Regions from separate parts of the Homo sapiens genome. Here region 1 is linked to region 2. The links are chromatin loops, found by intact Hi-C in ENCODE. Cell type or tissue: IMR-90. All regions are shown on one strand. Links, peaks and the distances in the headings refer to the core of each region. The heading gives the core; the rest is flanking DNA.

Evidence for each region. Hi-C counts contacts between places; a loop is a spot of excess contacts. Peaks named below come from ENCODE experiments on the same cell type or tissue, not always from the same donor. Only the 100,000 strongest peaks of a DNase experiment are listed, where the experiment ranks them.
Region 1: it touches region 2 in a loop (1.9-fold over the local background); 2 of 110 quality-filtered maps call a loop at or near these places.

What each region holds. Positions count from the first base shown.
Region 1 is chr5:96,138,361-96,148,498 of GRCh38, forward strand. All of the region lies in intron 1 of LOC101929710 (a long non-coding RNA gene), which reads left to right. It also overlaps a transcript of CAST not described here. Among named protein-coding and RNA genes, the nearest start is that of MIR583, 64 kb to the left of the region's middle. In IMR-90, for the core only: no CTCF peak of the experiment used is centred there; DNase peaks (open chromatin) are centred at 4,621, 4,851, 5,281 and 8,471; H3K27ac peaks cover 2,786 bases.
Region 2 is chr5:96,061,871-96,072,008 of GRCh38, forward strand. All of the region lies in intron 1 of LOC101929710 (a long non-coding RNA gene), which reads left to right. It overlaps LOC105379096 (a long non-coding RNA gene), which reads right to left. Exons shown (of 4, transcript XR_001742447.2): 2 at 215-311. It also overlaps a transcript of CAST not described here. Among named protein-coding and RNA genes, the nearest start is that of MIR583, 12 kb to the right of the region's middle. RefSeq lists an enhancer at 3,586-4,488. In IMR-90, for the core only: no CTCF peak of the experiment used is centred there; a DNase peak (open chromatin) is centred at 6,311; H3K27ac peaks cover 2,401 bases.

The DNA of each region.
Region 1 (10,138 bases), core at 675-8,674, 76 kb after region 2:
AACACATTGTCTTGATCTCTATAGCTTTATATTAAGGCTTTATATTAAGTCCTCCAACACTGTTCTTCTTCTTTAGTTATTGTGGTGGCAATTCTAGGTCTTTTGCCTTACCATATACACTGTAGAGTCAGTTTTTCAATAGAGACGAAATACCTTGCTGGGATTCTGGTTGGGGTTGCTTTAAAGTTACAGGCCAAGTTGGGAAGAATTGATACCTTAACAATGTGTGTTTTAATTCATAAACACAATATTTCTCCATTTATTTAGATGGTTTTTATTTCTTTCATCAGAATTTCATATTTTTTGATATATAGATTTTGTATATATACATAAGTATTTTATTTTATTTTTTGGGTGCTATTTTAAATGGTATTATTTTTTAAGCTTCAGATTCCAATTGTTCATTGCTTTTATACAGAAAAAGAATTGGACTTGCTTATTAGTTCCAGGAATTTTGTTGTTATTGTTGTTTCTTTGGGATTTTCTACATGGACAATCATTGCTATTTGTAAATACAGTTTTATTTCCTCATTTATAATTTGTTTATTTTTTATTTCCTATTTTTGTCTTATTGCACAAACTAGGACTTCTGGTACAATGCTTAAAGGAGTGGTGAGAGGAGGCATCCTCACCTTGCACCTAATTTAAAGGAGAAAGTGTCCAGATTTTCACCTATATGTATGAAGTGAGCTGTGGGTCTTCTGTAGAAGTTCTTTATAATTTTCAGGAAGTTCTCCTCTATTCCTGGTTTGCTGTATGTCATCTATTTTGCAAATATCATTCCCATTCTATAATTTCTCTTTATATTTTATTTGATTTCTTGCCATATCTACATTTTATGCTTATTTAGTTTAATAATCTCCATTCTCTAAGATCTTCCTATATAAAGTCTCATATAAACTTCAAGCTCCTTTTATCACTACCTCTTGCATTCTCCCTTTATTTCTCTCTCCAATGCCTAAGACTTCCTAGTGTTTTAGGGCTTAGTGTCTAGGAGTCAGCATTTTCTGGGTTCAATTCCTAGATCTCCACTTACTAGTTACCTAATCTTGGAAAATTTAACCTCTCTGAGTTTTAGTTTTCTCCTCTGAAAAAGTTGGGGTAGTATAGCTTTCTCACAATGTCCTTGTAACATATATATATACACATATATATATGTGTATATATATACATATATATATGTATATGTATATATATGTGTGTGTGTGCTTAACAAGTCGTTGCTGTTATGTTTATTTTTTATGAAGAAAGTTGCTGTATTTTTTTCATTCTGGAAAGCATTAAGATGACATAATCAGTTTTGTGGCATATCTGGGGAACAAAAGTGGCCAGGATATAGCTCCATTTATGCGACTATTTTCTTCTGTAAGTAGATAATTATCTTTGTCATATTCTAGGTCCGACCATGTTATGTCACTGTTATAAATAATATTCCCCTTCTAATTACTAATTTTGACCTGAACAATAGAAGTGGTATTAAATTTTTATTGCAGTAAAACTTTAAGAGGGTGGGAGGGCAAACTCTCATCAGACATAAATAAAATGTGGCTAGAACCTAGAAAGTTGATTGCTTAAATGCTTTACATCCATTGCAAGGAATAAAAAGGGTTACTAGTACACAAAAGAAAAGTCTTAGTGTACCATTATTTCATATTGATATTCAAATGGAGTTTGTAGTTCAGCACACACAGTTGGCTGTGGAGAAGTTGATGATGGCTGTTCTTCTTTGTCACAGTAGTCATTTTGTATTTCTTAGATTGACATCCTAAATTAGGAACCACTTGGCTAGAAATAGCTAGGGTTCTACTGGGGAGAGGATTTAATTGGGAATATGCTCTTGGAACTTCTGAATTTGAAGAAGTGTGGTTGTTGAAAGCATATCAAGTATTTGGAAAGTAATATTTGCCAACCATGTGAAATCAACATTATTCCTGGGCTGGAGATTGAGCTATTTGGGTGCCAGGAACCCGTTGTTTCTCTTGCTTTAAATTGCTTAACCTTTCTTGATTTCTTCAGATATAAAAGTTATCATACTTTTCATTATTTAGATCACAGAATCTTGTGAGAACAGAATAGAATAATGCAGGTCTAAGATTCTTCATTTGCTTTCATTACTTATAGGCTGAAATCTCAATTCTTTTGGCAAACTCATGGTGGCTGAAAGCACGGTTTTTAGAGTTAGATAAATGCTCTGAGCCCAGATTCTGACTCTGCCACACACAGCTATGGCCTTGGACAGTTTACTTGACCTCTCCAATCTTCAAATTTCTTACTTATAAAATGGAGATAATGATAATCTCTTCCTGAGTTGGTTGGTGCGAGAGTTATGTTGGGTAATGTATTTACAGTGTAAGCACAGCACTTCATGCATTATCTGTGTTCAGCAGTGATAGCTGCTGGTATCCTCATCACCATGACACATAAGGCCTTTGTTACCTGGTCTTTCCAACTTCATCTGGCATCATTACCCCTATCAATTTATCCTTGTTCATCCTGAATATATTTCTCTATTGTAACACTCCTCACTCTATTGTAACACTCCTTACCTCCTGACTTTTATTCACCATTACACTGTGTCTTTTTGATGTTAGAAATGTTACCTTATTCATAGCTGGATCTTCTTTAGTTAACATATAGTGGGATTGCCGCCAGTTAACTCGAGAAAATTATGCATAGAATTAAACTAATATAGGGATAATCATAAATATGTAGGAATTTGTCAGATAAATGTATATTCATTATACATTCAGATAAATGTATATTCATTATACATTAATGATTCACTGCATTCATAATTCAGTGAATGATAATTCCTATGTATGTAATACATCTTAAACTGGTGGCCAATGGGCCAAATTAAGTATATTGACCTGTTTTGTTTGGATTTTTGATGTTAAAATAAATCAGGAGACTTTACAACAAACATCTGAATTTCTGGCTTCTCTTGAGAAGGTTAGCGAGCTGGCAACACTAAACCTCCATCGCATAGAAATGGTTGGCATTCTCCAATTAGATTCGTTTTCTACTCAAATGATAAGTAACATAGACACCTCACACTAGTGGCTTTTTGTGTGGCCACCAGCTAAAAGTTCATCCTTTCCCCCAGAAAAAAACAATTTGATAAATGCAGAATAGGGAATTGCATTCCTCTTTACTTATTCCCAGATGGGTGGGGTATAACTGCTCTACCTGAAGGAGCAAACGCGGACACCCACACCATGCCCCAGTTTGCCTAACCAATGTTCTTAAACAGGTTTGATCTTACTAAAGTCTATATCTCTATTGCTATGTATAGTCTTGCTATTGAAAATCCTATTCAAAGCTGCTATTGTTGATTTTATTCTGTGCTCTTCTGAGAAGTCCTACAGCTTGTAAAGATAAACTTGAGTTGTTTATGGAGATGGTTTGTGTTGGATGAGCTCTGTTCTCTTACTTACAACCCTACGACCAATGGGCACATGGTGTCAGCCACATAGTGACAGAGTGGAGGGGCGGCATGCGCTAATGTTAGGAGGGTGTGTAGCCGAGTATTTGACATTGGCATCAGGCCAGCTTACAAGTTTTTTCTTTTTGAGTGTACACATAAATGTTGACCATTTGAGGAGTTAAATGTTTGTTATCTTCTGTGGTTACAAGTTCATTCCATAAATGCCCATGCTTAGGAGAATCCCCAGAAAGAACAAAGGAAAATGATTTAGCAATAATCTCATTAATTTGGTCAATGTAGACATTCCAATTGGCTATATCATATTCCTTTTAAAATTTGAATTGGCCAGGCACAGTGGCTCACACCTGTAATCCCAGTACTCTGGGAGGTCGAGGCAGGCAGATCACAAGGTCAGGAGTTCGAGACAGCATGGCCAACATGGTGAAACCCCGTCTCTACTAAAAAAATACAAAAATTAGTCAAGCATGGTGGCGTGTGCCTGTAATCCCAGCTACTCGGGAGGCTGAGAGGCAAGAGCATTGCTTGAACCTGGGAGGCAGAGGTTGCAGTGAGCTGAGATTGTGCCACTGCACTCCAGCCTGGGCAACACAGCAAGACTCCATCTCAAAAAAATTTTTGAGTTGTGCACTTTTTAATTGTTTACATCGACTAACACTTTATTCTGTATTTTACAGGCACAGCATAAAAGGCAGATTAAGCAAAAAGATAGTATTTTTCTCTGGGCAGAGTGTGGAAATTTGAAGCTCTTATCAGACTTTGATACCTATAAATGTTAAATTATACTAGGTTGGCACTTCCTGTATTTCCTTGTCATTGAATATATTTTCTTCTTCTTCAGCCCCAAGTGAACTTTCAACAATGTGTCTTTAATCTACTCACATGAGAAGAGGTATGGTGGAGGTGCAGTGGGAAAATACTTAAAAATGTACTAAAAATTGTGTATAATTCAGCTTAAATACAGGAATAAACATGATTTGTGTGAGGCTTGGCAGCTTCCCATTCCTCTTTCAAAATAAAGCACATCTGAAACACCTTCACAGGGCATGTACTAATTAGCTCTTGGTGTTTGCTAGTTATTGTGTTATTACCTAATCTTATCCAGTCAGACATCCAAAAGGAGGCCCATTTCCAAGAGGCAGTATGATTCAGTAGATTAGAAACAGACCCTGAAGTTTGACACTCTGGTGCTGCTGACTTACCAGATTCTTGGGAAAATCACTCCACGTTACAATGTCTGAGTTTCAATAAGGGAGAACGGTTTTCTTTCTTCCGACTTCAACATAATGATATTGTAACAACTAAAAGTAAATTGCTGTAAAAGACAATTCAATGACCATAATAAGAAGTAATTGGATGTATATATAAACAATATTTATAAGAGGATGTAATAACAGTGATGCAATTTTCCTTCCCACATGACTCTATTACAGGCATGATTTCTCTTGTAAAAACAGGAACTCTCACACAGTCTTCTTATCTGACCTGTGAAATGGACTTGCTGGGTTAACTGAGACTCCACTGAGGTGGGGATAGTGTGCCACCTGTATGCACTTTTAATCTATAGCTTAAATCTCCTCTGTGAAGCCTTCTCCAGCATCTTCCCCCATCTAATCCCCTGACCCAGTTGAATTTGCTCTCTTGCTATTGATACCACTTAACTTTTCTTACAGAAGCTGTGACCCAGAATTGAATTGTCATTTTCATGTGGGCCGATTCCTAAACTGAGTGCCTTGAGGGCAGGACCCAGGGCGGGTAGAGTGCCTGGTCCCCAGCTGCCTGCTAGATATATGTTTATTGAATGGATGAGTCTAACCATTAACAATGGTGCTTGGGTAAACATTTACTTTAATGAGGCTAAGTTATTTCAACTCTATAAACCTCAGATTTTTCCATCTGTGAATGAGGATTTGGACAAGCTTGTAAAAAAAAGTTCCCTTACAAGTCCAAATTTGAGTCTGATTTTGTATATTGTAAAACATGGCAAATATATATAACCTAATGCATTTATAGAGCCTTTTTTTGGATGATGTGAAAAACAAAGATTTGAGTTTCACTTATTGAAATGTTATTTTTAAATTTTTATTTATTAGTGTCTTTGTACTCATTTTTATTTCAGAAAGTATTGCTAAATAATGAGAATTAGGCAATCAGACACTTGAGGGGCTATTTGTTTCTATACATATACTTGGTAGGACGGCCTCTGAGAATTATAGCAAGAAAATGAACAATTACTTAATATACTTATGTAAAGTCAAATAATGAAAAATTGAGGCAGTAAAACATAATTAGGTGTCTTGACGGCCAGAACATAACAATTATGACTGTCACCAATGATTATTGTCCTAAGTGAAAATGCATCCGTTTTGGTGGAAACATTAATATTTGAAAGTTATCATTAAGAATTTTGATATATTAAAAATTTCAGGTAGACAGAGGCTTCTATGTACATATAGAATTAACTTTGTTAATACCAGATGACCCATCTTGTTATAACATGACTACTGACTCCATTCTTTCAAAGATTGAAAGACTGACCAAAACGGAGTTTGAGACCTGCCCTTTCTTTAGCACTTTTTAAGGTGCTGAAAGCCTTGTTTTTCCTCTTCCCAGACCTGACTTGCTTTGGGAAGCTCAAAGCTGCAGAGCCTGTTTAGCCGCTGCTATTTACATGACTAAGGTTTGTATCCCAATTGCTTTTAGTTGAGAAAGCACCTTTAAGACATTTAGTGATGCTTGTGCTTGGAGGTATTTATATTTGAAATTCTTCTTTATCACTTCTTTACTTCCACTTTGGCCTCTTTTGCTTCTTTCTTTGCTATGACTGTCATTCATTTGTTCGTTCATAAACACATACCCAGACACCATTTTTTTTTTTTTTTAGACGGAGTCTCATTGTGTCACCAAGGTGTAGTGCAGCAGCGTGATCTCGGCTCACTACAACCTCTGGGTTCAAGTGAATCCAGGTTCAAGCGATTATCCTGCCTCAGCCTCCTGAGTAGCTGGGACTACAGGTGCGCACCACCATGCCCAGCTAATTTTTTTTTGTATTTTTGGTAGAGACGAGGTTTCACCATGTTTGCCACTTTTATATACCGAACACTTTGCTGGGTTCTGGAGATAGAGAGATACGGGTATGCTCCTCACCCTCTAAAATTTACTGCCCATATAATTTTTCTGGGTTAGAGGTCTTTGCAAGTTGCTCTTTTGCTAGTTGTAGCCTCTCGGCATGTACTTATACTTTGAATACTTAGCTTTTGACTCTTAGCTTTAAATAATTGATTCCTAAGTGCTGTAACATATTTGTGAACATCAACCTGCCCAAGCTGTCTTCAGCTATCAGTTAATAGCTATGATCACTTAATATTAGTTTATCTTTCATTTTGCAAGTATGTGTTTTCCCAAAGAAATTCAGAACTAGGATAATGCTTTTGCAGCTGTAAACTTTCTGGTAATCATGTTCTTGATCTTGTTTGGTTACTACATTTAGGGATAAATGTGGAAAGGAGAATTTTTATTTAGGTTGCAAAAATCTGACTCCTCCCTTAACTAAACTCTATTGAAATTCTCTGACGAGATTATGAACTTCTTGCTTCCATTTCTTTGTATTTCGCCTTAACAGTTATGGATGTAGAAGACAAAGACTCAGATGTCTATTTGACACCCATGGGATAGGTAGTAAAATTACTACAAGCTTCCAGAGCCAAGGTTGGAGAAACAACTTACATTTTTTTTAATGTAAGCCAAAGGAGAGGGAAATATTAGGAAAAGGTCATTGCAAGGAGCCATGTTAAGTTAGTTTGTTTGAACCAGAGAGAAATTTTTGGTAAGTAGAACCTATTAAAATTTGACTTTAATAGTACTTTTCAAAAACAATAAAAGTGAATGTTTGATTCTCTATTGCTTTATATCTTTCCTCTTCCCCTCAAACTTGGTGGTTTAAAACAATAGCCATTTTATTATATCTCCTAAATCTCTGGGCTGACTGTGTTCAACTGGGAGGTTCTTCTGCTCCACATAAAGTCATCTGGGGCTGTAGCAATCTCAGCTCAACTGGCCCAGGGCATGTAAGATGGCATACTTACATAGTGGATGGTTGATGCTAGCTGACAGCTGGTAGCTCAGTTGGGGCTGTCAGCTGGGGGTCTTAATTCTCCTTGAGGCTGCTTTTGCCTCCTCATAGCATGGAAGCTGCCAGTCCTCTTAAAGTCTAGGCTTACTGGCACAGCTTCACTTCTGCCACATTCCAATGGCCAAAGCAGTTACAGGCCCAACTTATATTTAAGGGGGTGGAGAAACAGATTCCACCTTTCAGTGGGGGCATGACAAAGAATTTGCAGTTATCTCTGATCTATATAGCAAGGCTATGTGCAATTAATCACTGTAAAAGCTGATGTTTGAAAAAAAATGAGGGGCATAAAAAGTAGGAATTTGAACATAAGTTGTCTGCTGACCGCATGTGATATAAAGGGAGAAATTAGCTGCATGAGAATCACATTCAGGTGGACTCAAGGAAGAGCATCACATTCAGGTGGACTCAAGGAAAGGTTGCCTTAGACCAATTCCACCAGAATTACCAGGAAGATGTGTTAAAATGCAGATTGCTAGGACCCACTGCCAGAGTTTCTGATTCAGCAGGCCTCAGGCAGGGCCTGGGAATTTATGTTTCTAACAAGTCTTCAGGTGATGCTGATGCTATTGGTCTTGGGAACTACACTTTGAGAACCACTGCTTTAGACTGTGCAGGACCAGGAAAAGTGAGAACATTTAAATAGACAAAAAAAGGAATATTATTTTTCCTCTAATGCTATTTTTAGAAGCCTAGTGTCAGCAGCTTAAATTTAAGTTCTAGGCCACAGCAAACACATTAACATACAGCCTTTTTTTTTGTCAGGGTAACTAACCCTAGTGCTGCAACATCAACCCATGACATCTCATTAGCTTAACACAGCAAAGTTTTCTTCTCACTCATGTAAAGTTCATTGTGACTCAGCAGCTTCCCTGTCTGTGTCAGTATACCATCTGGAACATGTGGCTCTCAGTGTTGCTGAGGCAGGGGAAGAAAAGGGAAGAGAGTGAAGAATGAAGCACACTGGCTCTTAACTGCCTCAGTCAAGAAGTGACACGGTTACTTTGTATCAAAGTCCATTGGTCAGAACTAGTCATATGACCTCAATCTTAAGTGCAAAGGAAGCTGGGAAATGTAGGAGCGCACATGGATAGTCAGCAAGCCCTACCTGTCTCTACCACAGTACCAGATAACTTTAGTGCCCCATGTTCTGTGATTATGCACAGCTGGAAGTGGAAAGAGTTTCATGAGCCCTCAATTGTAGGTACACTTATAATTATTCCAACATTGTCATTATTACTTTTTAAATATTTATTATCATCTGTGAATAATTTATGGTTTTATTCGTAGTTTTCTATGTGGCATTAAACAGAATGCCTAATGACATCACTGTTTCGAAAGAAGATCTGTTGTAAAAACTACTTTTAACCTTGTTACAAATAATTTGGGGCCGGGCGCGGTGGCTCACGCCTGTAATCCCAGCACTTTGGGAGGCCGAGGCGGGCGGATCACGAGGTCAGGAGATCCAGACCATCCTGGCTGACAGGGTGAAACCCCGTCTCTACTAAAAATACAAAAATTAGCTGGTCTTGGTGGCGGGCGCCTGTAGTCCCAGCTACTCAGGAGGCTGAGGCAGGAGAATGGCGTGAACCTGGGAGGCGGAGCTTGCAGTGAGCCGAGATCGCACCACTGCACTCCAGCCTGGGCGACAGAGCGAGACTCCGTCTCAAAAACAAAACAAAACAAAACAAAACAAAACAAAAACCCCAAAAAAACAAAAGAACAAATAATTTGGTAAGGCTTTGTTACATCATTCTAGCTGTTCTATTGAAGACTGATTAAAGAAGCCACCACCTCTTTTTCTTTCTCATTTTGCCAACCACACAATTCTTTAGGTAAGTGTCAAAGTGATTACTTATGCTGCCGTAGTCTAGATAGCCTGTGCAGATCAGCAACAGGACATTATCAGCACTTTAAAACCATCTTATGGTCATTTTTGAAAATAAAAAAAGAAATTAATTTTTATCCCATCCATCCACATGAATCCCACTGTTAGCTCAGTATTAGAAAATGTGGTACAGAATATTGTCAGTGAGAAACAAAACAGAAGTTTGGTTCAATTTCATCATCGGACTTATTGCTATTGCCTATCTTTTGTCTGGAATTCTTTTCTTACGGTGACTTCACAAAATTGACACTGTGAGAGGGACTATTGGTCACACAGGGACTCTTTGGTCATGAGAAAATAGTTCCTAGTTTTCTTCTGCTGATGGGAAGATTTGTTTGGCAGATAAAACCTCAGGAACATGCTATGTACCCAGTCTCAGCAGGTTTGAGGCAAATTTCCATTTTAATTTTGTCTCTCAAATTCTGTTGGCTTAATCAACACCTCTGATATGTTGAAACAATATGATAATGATTTTTTTTGTGGAAATATGCTTGATTGGTAGCAGTCACCTGTCTGTTCGGCACACTAAAATACTGTCTGTCATGATTATTAGAAAGCGTCTGAATTATGTGTTTTGATGCCTTCATTATATGGCTTTAGTTTATAATTAGAATCTTCATAAGCTTTTTCACCACAATTATTCGGTAGTTTCTAGGCAGGCAGTTTCTTTAAATGA
Region 2 (10,138 bases), core at 1,383-9,382:
CATCCATTATGGAAAAGGCACCATGAATGTCTAACCGAGTGGACAGAATGACTTAGCTGACATCAGCTAATCTCCATTCCCATTATGCAGTCTCCTATATGTTTGTTATATGGCGCCATCCCTCAAGAAAACCAAACAATTGGTGACAGCCTGATTACACTGGACCCTTTTCACCTTGAAATCCGCATGTATTCTGGATGTGGGTTTTCCTTACCTTCTCACAGGGAAGTCAGCATCACTATCCAGCAGCTTAGAGAGTGTTTGATCCACCAGCTCAGGATTGGCATAACATTGTATCAGACCAAGGAACCCTTTACAGCAAAAGAGGAGTGAAAGTAGACACATGACCATAGGACCCACCAGCCTTATCAAATACCATACCACCCAGAAACTGCCTGTCTAGTAGAGTGATAGAATGACCTTGTGAAGACATAAGTGAAGTGTCAATTTGGAGATGATAACTTGTGAGGATGGGGTGTAAGTGCAGCATATCCCTTAACCATCATTGTATAGTGCTGTGTGTCCAAGAGACAGAATGAATGGATCCAGCGATGAAGGCTTGAAAGTTGGAGTAGTGCCATTTACCTTTTGAAGCCCATGTGAAGAATTTGGGCTTCCAGTCCCCACAACTTTGGGATCTGTGGGTTTAGAGGTCCTGCTTCTCAGAAGATGAACACTTTTATCAAGGGCCAGCTTAACAGTCCTATGAAACTTTAAGCTGTGGCTGCCACCCCATCACTTCAGGTTCCTCAGGCCAAGAGAACAGCAGTGAAAAGAAGGGGTCACCATCCTGGCAGGGATAATTGGTCCTGAAAGAAAATAGTAAGGCTGCTGCTACCCAATGGGGGTGTGGAAAAATCTGGTTGGCACTTAGGTGGCTCACTCGGGAGTTTCTTAGTACTCCTTTGCTCAATTTTGAGAGTGAATGGAAAAGTATAGAAGTCATGGACTGAGAACATGTCCCGCAGTGATGAGGTCTGGGTCACCCCCCAAGTTAAGCTGCCTTGACCAGCAGAGACACTAGCTTGGGATGAAGAGGGTCAAGAATGAGGGCTCAAGAAGAGGGTCGAGATACAGTAGGAAAGCAATGCACTGAGTATCAGTTGTGGTCTTGACACCAGCTGCCCCACTAACACCTCCCTCTCTCACATAAACTTCTGCAGGAAGAGATGACCAATCAGAATCTTGGTAGACTTCCCCACAGAGAAAGCACACCAGATCAAGTACAGCCCAACCATTGTGCCACTTGTATTTCTGTACAAGTGGATATAAATCTGGTGTGCTGTCCACATCCTCCCTTCAGGACTGAGGGACTCATTCCCATAGTGGCTGGACTGCTGATGGCTGCTAGTTCTCAGCTGAATCTCTGCCTGGGTATTAGCTGAAGGGACCCATTCACTCAAGGTCATGACCCCCACCTGAGGGCAGCCCACAGCAAATGGCTGGTCAATGTGGAGTTATAAAGTCTCAATCCCTTGAGACTTGGGTGGTCCAAGTCAGAAGGACCATCCCAGCTCCAGAGAACCCTGTAGGATTGGCTGAGTCTTTTGTCGCTATTGTAATACAGTTCAACTACTCCTTGTGCCCATTCCTATATCTTGTGCTCCTCCATAGTTGTTGATCCCAAGGATACTTTCCAAGAACTTTCCCTCCTGAAAATATTCATCTCAGAGTCTGTTTCCCAAGGAATGCATCTGAAGTCATACTGTTTCTTAGTCTGATAAATCAGCAAAGAGCAGAGACCCCATTCAAACTCTTTACACGCAGACACACAATGGTACTTCAGTATACGATTCTGGTGTGTAGTCTTATTTAGTTGGGGGCTGTTGTAAGTACTTTACATGTCTCAGTTTATTTAATCATTTCAACAATTCTGGGAGGTTGCTACGTGTCATTCCCAATTTACAGATGAGGAAATTGAGGCAGAGAGTTTAGGTGCCTTTCTGAATTCATACAAGTAGTTACTGTCAAAGGTGAGATTTGAGATTTATCATTCTGCCTCCTACTATGCTATGCTGTTGTAAAGCTTTTGGAACACAAGAAGGTGTGTGTGTGCTGGAGGCTCCTAAGCCATCATTAGTGTACGTGAGACTGTGAGTAAGAGCTTCCCAAGCATACATGATCCATTCCTCAGTTTACCTGTGGGGAAGCTAACCTAGTAGTCATCATGGTTTATTCTCAGGTGGAGACAGGGGAATAATTTAACTTGGTTACCTGTTAAAGATGCATTTAGCTATTAGAGGATTTTAAGTGACCTAGATTTGTGTGTTTTATTGGCCATGAGAACAAAGAGGTAAATGGTAGCAAAGAGACAGTAGTTTTTTTTCTGCTTTGACTCCAGTATTTCTTGATGCTATTGACCAGGTGATAGTTAAAAGCCATGCTTGGTTCTCTTACCTCTTCTTACCCTCTATAAGAGTGAAGGTTGAATAGAGATTATTTCAGGGAGTGGAGAAAGTTAGAGACTCTCATAAACCTAGAGTTTCCAGACTTAATCTAAATTGTTTTTGCACAAAGCTAACTTTGATTATATAATATTCTGTTACAAATAAAGTTGGCATTAGAGTACTGCAGACAGCTGTTGAATGATAGGCAAAAGTATGTAATTGCAGCCCTCATAAAGATTTCATTTTTGTACTTTCATTTAAATTGATAATTAAATTTAAAGACATCAATCTTTATTAATTACAGAATGTGCCTAAACCCTGACCATGAGGATAGTTATTGTGGTAAAGTCTCTTGGTGCTGTCTGTCCAGTTATGAAACTTTTCTTCATTCACTTGTGCCTGATTTTCACAAGTGATATTCATTGTAGTTTGTGCCTGTGGCCTACAGGAGAAGAAAGCCACCTGTTTAACTATTTAAATAGTTATAAGCCCATAGTTGCCTGAAATAACCTAGTCTTTCGTAGAAAGGTATGAAATTCCCTTTTCTGGGAATTGTTTTTTGTTTCTGATTCTTGCCCTTGGTAACATTTATGCTACTATATTATTTCTATGCTATGTGCGTTAGTTAAACCAGCATAAAAATTAACAGAAGACTTCACAAAAAAGCCAGGCCAGATGTCCCCTTGCTTAGCTCCTTTTATCCTCTTTCCGCTGACTTCACATGTTGGTAATGGCTATGTATTTGGGTATATTTCTGGATTAAACATTTTAAAAGCTAACTGTTGCCTTCTGGTACTTGTTATTCCTGTTACCAATAGTTCCTAGTATTGTTAAAAAGTCCCTGATGAGTCAGTTCAAAAGGTTAGGGTTTAGTGAGAGGGATAGTACATTTCTTTTTGGTGGAAACTATTAACATATATAAGTCTTTGGCTTTTTTTTTTATCATTATTTCTTAAAACTTTGAAAGTATATTAATGAGTCAAATCAGCTTCCTTAAACATCAGTGAAATGTTTGGATTAACAATTTTTAAATTTTTATTTTAAAAAGCTTTAATGTTGTGAGGAAAAAAATTACTGGGGGAGGTACTCAAGAGAGCCTTTTGGGGTCCTGGAAATTCTTTATATCCTATGGTGGTTAATGATCTGTGTGTGTGTGTGTGTGTGTGTGTGTGTGTATTTATATGTATATATGTAGAAATTAATTGAGCTGTATGTTTAAAACTTATTCTCTATACTGTGTATATATTACAACACAGTAAGGCAAATTAATATTTTCTAGTTTTGAAGCATCTTTTATTTTAAAGCATTTAGAACATGAGATAAGGTAAGTGATAGGATTTTTTTAAAGTTGTAAAGCACTGTGCAACTAAAAGACACCACAATCTAGAAATAGAAATAGCATATTTGGTATACAAAGTGGGTTGTCCTCCACCCTGTAGGCATGGATCTTTTAAACCCTGGTTTAGCCCCTCAGCCTGTTGCCAGAGAGTGAATTCTCTTTGTGCTGAGATGACTCTTAGCTCTGCCCCTGCTGTGGGCCTTAAAGGTTTAATTCTAGGGCAATTAACCCACAGATCCTTTTCAAAGCTTGTCACCTTACTATGACTATGAAAGAGCACATATTGTCCCTGGTATGATCATGAACAAAGTTTCCAACAATTGAAGGGGAGTTCAGTGGAGTCAGGAACTGTATTAAGGAAATATATTACAGGGGCAGAGAGAGCACCTCCTAAGAGTGTAATGAGGAAGAGAACAGACTAGAACACTCCCATTCCTGTTAAAGCTTTGTTAAGCATTTTATGACAGAAAACTGCTAGTGCAGGCAGGTTAATGAAGAGAGAAGATGAAAAACTGTTCTGTGAGTTTCAAACTAGGTCTATCATTAAAAGAGGTTTAAGTGTCACTTGCAAGCCAGTACTTTGGAGACTGAAAAGTTGTAGTATACCCTTTTAGTGTGAATCTTGCTGACAGGGTCAGCCTGAACAATAGGGCTTTGATAGACAGCCTGTATCCCTTTTGCTATGACAGGGTTTGATCTCTTATCTCTTATGATTTCTGACTCTCTTTTCCCCATTGTCTCTGTACTGTTCCATTCATTCCCACTGCTTGCTATTTGATAATGATTTCTCTAACAACCTTTTTTTTTTTTCTTTTTTAATACCTCTGCACTTTCTGCCTATTTCTTTCCATTTTTAAGTCCTTTCTCTAGCTTGTTTTGAGCCAGTTTCAGGGCAAATTCTTGCCTGTCTTCCTCTCATCTGTTTCTCAGCTAGATCAGGTTTCATATCTCTTACTACTTCAGCCCATATAAGTTTTCCCTTTCCTGTTGTAGTTACCGTCTGACTTTCAATGTGGCACTTAATTATATAATTTCTGATCTTATTTGTTTTTTTAAATTTTTAAAAATTAAAATTTTTTTAGAGACAAGATCTAACTCTATTGCCTAGGCTGGAGTACAGTGGTGTGATCATACCTTACTGCAAGCTTGAACTCCTGGGCTCAAGCAATTCTCCCCCCTCAGTCTCCCTAGTAGCTAGGACTACAGGCATGCACCACCATGCCTGGCAAGTTAACAAAATTTTTTTTTTTGTAGAGATGGGGTCTTAGTATGTTGCCCAGGCTGGTCCCAAACTCCTGGCTTCAGTTGATCCTCCAGCCTCAGCCTCCCAAAGTGCTGGAATTACAGGTGTTAAGTCACTGCACCCAGCCCTGTTATTTCTTAAGTGATTCATATTTATGCCTTATTTCTCCAGTTTTCTTGGAGGGAAAGCATCACCTTCATTTTCTATCTACTTTAGGGGATAACACAGTGCTTTACATATAGTAAGCAATAAAACTACATCTGTGGGATAAACAAATTTATATTCAGGTTCCTATAATGTCAGGTACTCAATCCTTTGTTTAAAGTTAATGCCATGTAAAAATAGGTAATAGGGGTATTATATTTGAATTTCAAGCAATCTTGTGCTTAAGGTTATATTCTGTATTTTCTTTTTATTTTCCTTTTACAATTTAATCTGACAGTGGGGCCAATTTTATAGGTGTAGGAAATCCTTTGTCAAATATAGTCTTCCAGTAAATACATGTTTTAAATAATGCAATGTGGATATGGCTCATTATAGTCTCTAAATAATTACCAGGGCCCTTCAGTAAGGGAAATACTTTTCTGATGGATCATTAGGAATACATTTGTGGCAGACTTTTAAACCATTACTAATCATAGAGATGGTCTTAATTGCTTTCGAAGTGAAGAATTCTTTGAAATGTGAAGAATCACTTGCTAAACTTTCTGATTTGCTAGACTAGGTTTTCCTAAATTGGCCTAGTTTAAAATGGGCATACCTGTGCTTAAAAAGATCCAGAGACCTTCCACCTATCTGCAAATACAAAATTAGCAGTAATAACTGACAATCAGCCTCCTTTCCCTCTGTCAGTTATAGGGACTATTTAAGGCTATATCTTTTTCATGCTCTTGAAGTAATGTGAGGTTTAGATTTGACTCCCTTTAATCTGAAACACTGACTTAGCTCCAAACCACTTAACAGCCTGCCATTTTGCACTGGGAGGGGAAAAACAGCAATGTAATTTACTGTCCACATTTTATAGTTTTCCCTTAAAAAAAAAAAAAACTTGCTTACACAGTTCCTGTATTTGCACAGACTAGAGAGTGAAATGGCTTTTAAATGCAGCCCTGGCTGGGCAATGCCAGGAACCCACAGCAGCTGACAGGCCACTCTAGCTGGGGAAAGGCAGTCAGAGGTAAAGAGCATCTCTGGGAATAAAGGTGTCAGGGAGAGAGTGTGAGGGAAGATGTAGGCGGCACAGGTGGGAAGGACAGAGGGTCATGGCTGGCCTACGCTTCATAACTTACGTGCACATCTAGACACATCTTGATAACGATCCTGTCATCATTTTAGTCAGGCAGAAGCATTTCCTGGGCCCTGACTCATTGCTTGGGAATTTCTTCACCATTACCCTGTCTGAACCCTGGTCTCTTAGAGATCTAGCCAAAAGAACCTCTGGCCTTATATATTATCTCTATTACTGAATGAACAGTGTCTGTCTTGGGTCTTGTCTAGGAAAACGGAATAAGAAGCAGGATTCTTGAAGTCTCACCTTGAGAATCATGCTCCACCCCGCTAGAACTTTACCCTGACTCCTGGTCCCTGTGCCCTACTGCCTCACATTTTTCAACTTCTCCTGCTCCATATTCCCTTCCAGCTCCATCCATTCATGGAGCAGTTACTAAACATCTGATATGGGAACCCACCCACTGGACTAGTAAGGAACCCTGTATTAGTCAGGGTTCTTCAGAGAAACAGAACCAATAGGATTATGTGTGTGTGTGTGTGTGTGTGTGTGTGTGTGTGTATAATATGTGTATGTATGCACATGCCCAGTTAATTTTTAATTGTTCATGTATATATAATTAAACATATATGTATATTAATTTACATATTTATATACATATGCATAGTAAATGTGTATGTAAATACATATATGCATATATTTAACTTAAATATATACACATGTGTGTATATGTATAAAATATATTTTATATATACACACACACATATGTATATATATACACACACCTGTCTTCCTGTGTGTATATATACATATATACATACACCAATGTATACATTTTTACATATGGCTCTTGGTTTACATGTATACATACATGAAGACAAAATCGACAGGATGTATGCGTGTATGTATGTGTATATACGGATGTATATATGTATATATGTGCATGTGTATAACCAGATGTATATGTGTGTATGTGTGTGTATGTGTATATACAGATGTGTATATATATGTATACACATACACACACATCCTGTTGATTCCGTCTTCATGTATGTATACATGTAAACCAAGAGCTGTATGTATATATGTATACATTGGTGTATGTATATATGTATACATACACATGGGAAGACAGGTGTGTATATATACATATATATGTGTGTATGTATATAAAATATGTTTATATTACACATATATACACAAATATATGTGTATTTTAAGAATTTAAGATTTATTTTAAGAAACTGGCTTATGTGATTGTGGAGACTGGAAAGCATGTGTGTATGTATGTGTGTGTGTGTGTGTGTGTGTGTGTCTATGTGTGTGTGTGTGTGTGTGTGTCTATGTGTGTGTGTATGTGCATACATGCACATGCCCCAATAGTGTGTGTGTATCTATCTATCCATCTATCTTTTTTTAATTAAAAAATTTTAAGAGACAGGGTCTTGCTCTGTCACCCAGGCTGGAGTGCAGTGGTGCAATCGTAGCTCACGGTAGCCTTCACTCCTGGGCTCAAGTGGTCCTTCCATCTCAGCCTTCAGAATAACTAGCCCTACAGGTGTGTGCCACTACATCTGGGTAATTAAACTTTTTTTTTTTTTTTTTTTTTTTTTGTAGAGAGGGAGGTCTTGCTGTGTTGCCTAGGCTGGTCTTGAACTCCAGGCCTAAAGCAATCCTCCTGCCTTCACTTCCCAATGCGCTGGGATTACAGGCATGAGCCACCACACCCAGCCTATCTATCTTGATTTGTTTTAAGGATTTGGCTCATGTAGATGCGGAGATTGGCAAATCCAAATTATGCAAGCCAGGCATGATGGTTCACACCTGTAATCTCAGCACTTTGGGTGGGCGATGTGAGAGGATCGCTTGAAGCCAGGAGTTTGAGACTAGCTTGGCCAACAAAGCAAGACCCTGTCTCTACAAAAATAAACCAGGGAAGTGTTGAGGTTGAAGCTTAAGTCTGAAGACAGTCTGGAGACATAATTCTCTCTTCCTTAGGGAAGGTCAGCCTTTATTCTCAGCCTTTATTCTATTAAAGCCCTCAAATGATTGGATGAGGCCCAACAACATTATGAGGGTAATATACTTCACTTAAAGTTTCATGATTTAAATATTAATCTCACTATCCCTAGTCAAGTAATTATTCCTTCCTCTCCATTTCCAAAGCCCTTTGTTTATAACTGCTATGGAACCTACCACAAGGCTCATAACTTGATTTATAGTTGTTTATTTATGTAAGCATCTTCCTAACTAGACATTTATTAATCAAGGACAAGGGCCCATATTATTTTCCTTTGTCAGAGTCACTATCTGTGATGACTGATTTTATGTATTAATTTGGGTAGGCTATAGTACCCACATATTGAAGGGACAGGATTCACAGTATGAGAAATTCTTCAAACACAGAATGCACGTTCACAAGATGCTGGGTGGCCACAAACATGCCTACGTTAGTGAGTGAAGAAGAGGGAGGAATCAAAACTGATTCCAAGTTTTCTCATTTAGCAGCTGGGTGATTGGCGATGTTGTGACCAAGGCAAGGAAAATGGGAGGACTAGATCTGTGGGACAGAAAGACAAAATTGAGTTTTTGTTTTTGAATACGTTGAATTGAAGATATCTGCAGCACATCAGTGTGGAGACAGTTGTACAATAGACAGAAATTTGGGTTCTAGGCTTAAAATAGCAGATAGGACTAGAGATATAAATTTCGTAACCACCCTATAGATGTGGCAATAGACAAGGCTAAACAGGAAGTATGTAACCCTAGGAACATCTGCCCCAGAAGGGCAGGTGGAAGAGGAGGAATGCTCGCCCAAGGACTAAGGAGAACAAGTTGGGGAGGTATAAGGAGAATCCAAAGACTGAGAAATCTACAGTGTCATGGAAATCAAAAGTGCAAAGGAAGAAGGTGGTGAGCAAGAAAGTGAAATGTTACAGAGAGATGAGTAGAGTGAGGACTAAAGGGCACTGGATTCCCCAGGCAGGAGGTCATTGGTGGTATGCAGAGGTGCTTTGCCTTAGGCCAAGATCACGACCCATTTAGGGTAGACAGTCACATGCTGTGGGCCTCTCCTCAGCCCTCACCAATATACAACATTCATCCTTTTGTACCCACCCTTCCCTCAGTCCCCGCAGTGTCCCTTCTCAAGCCCACTTCACCCTATATTTCCTAACAACCCTTCCCCAAACCAGCACCCCATTTGAGTCTCAGGTCCCAGCTCTATGCTTTCCCAGACACACCATTCCCCCAGCTACTACCACCATTACCATCTCTCTGTCTCCAGTCCCTTTCAGTTCTCTTTGGTATTTTTCTGATTGTAGAATCACTTGTCTAGCACTCGTATATCAGTCCCCAGGCATGAACCAGTTTCTCTGCTTCCCTTTTTTCCATCCCTATTCCTAGGCATCCTTCCTACCCACCAATGGCACTGTCATTTTCCCCAAAGTCCTACCAATACTTCATGGACCAGCCCTCACCTGTACCCAAAGTTTTCCTGGCACCAGGCCTATTGTTCTTAATCTTTGGAGACTTTCCTGGCCAGCCTAGACCTACTTTTCTTTGCTTGTCTCTCACCTTTCTGGTTTTTCCTCTCACTTGGGATGCTGTTTTACTCCCCGGATTATGGTCCTTCCTTACTTTTGTATCTATCCTTTTTCCTTATCTGCTAGTTTTTTTAAAAAAAGTTTTAAAAAGCCATTATCTTTCAGAGATACATAATGAAATATTTATTGATGCAGTGCTATGACTGGGACTTAATTCAAAATATTTGGAAGTGGGGGCAAGTGAGTTGATATAAATGAAGAAATGATTGGTCATAAGTTGAAGCTGGTCATGGGTCATTGTTGAAGCTGACCGGTACATGGGTACATAATTTATATTACTCTCTCTACTTTTATATATGTTTAACATTTTCCAATGAAAGGTTTTAATGCAAATTA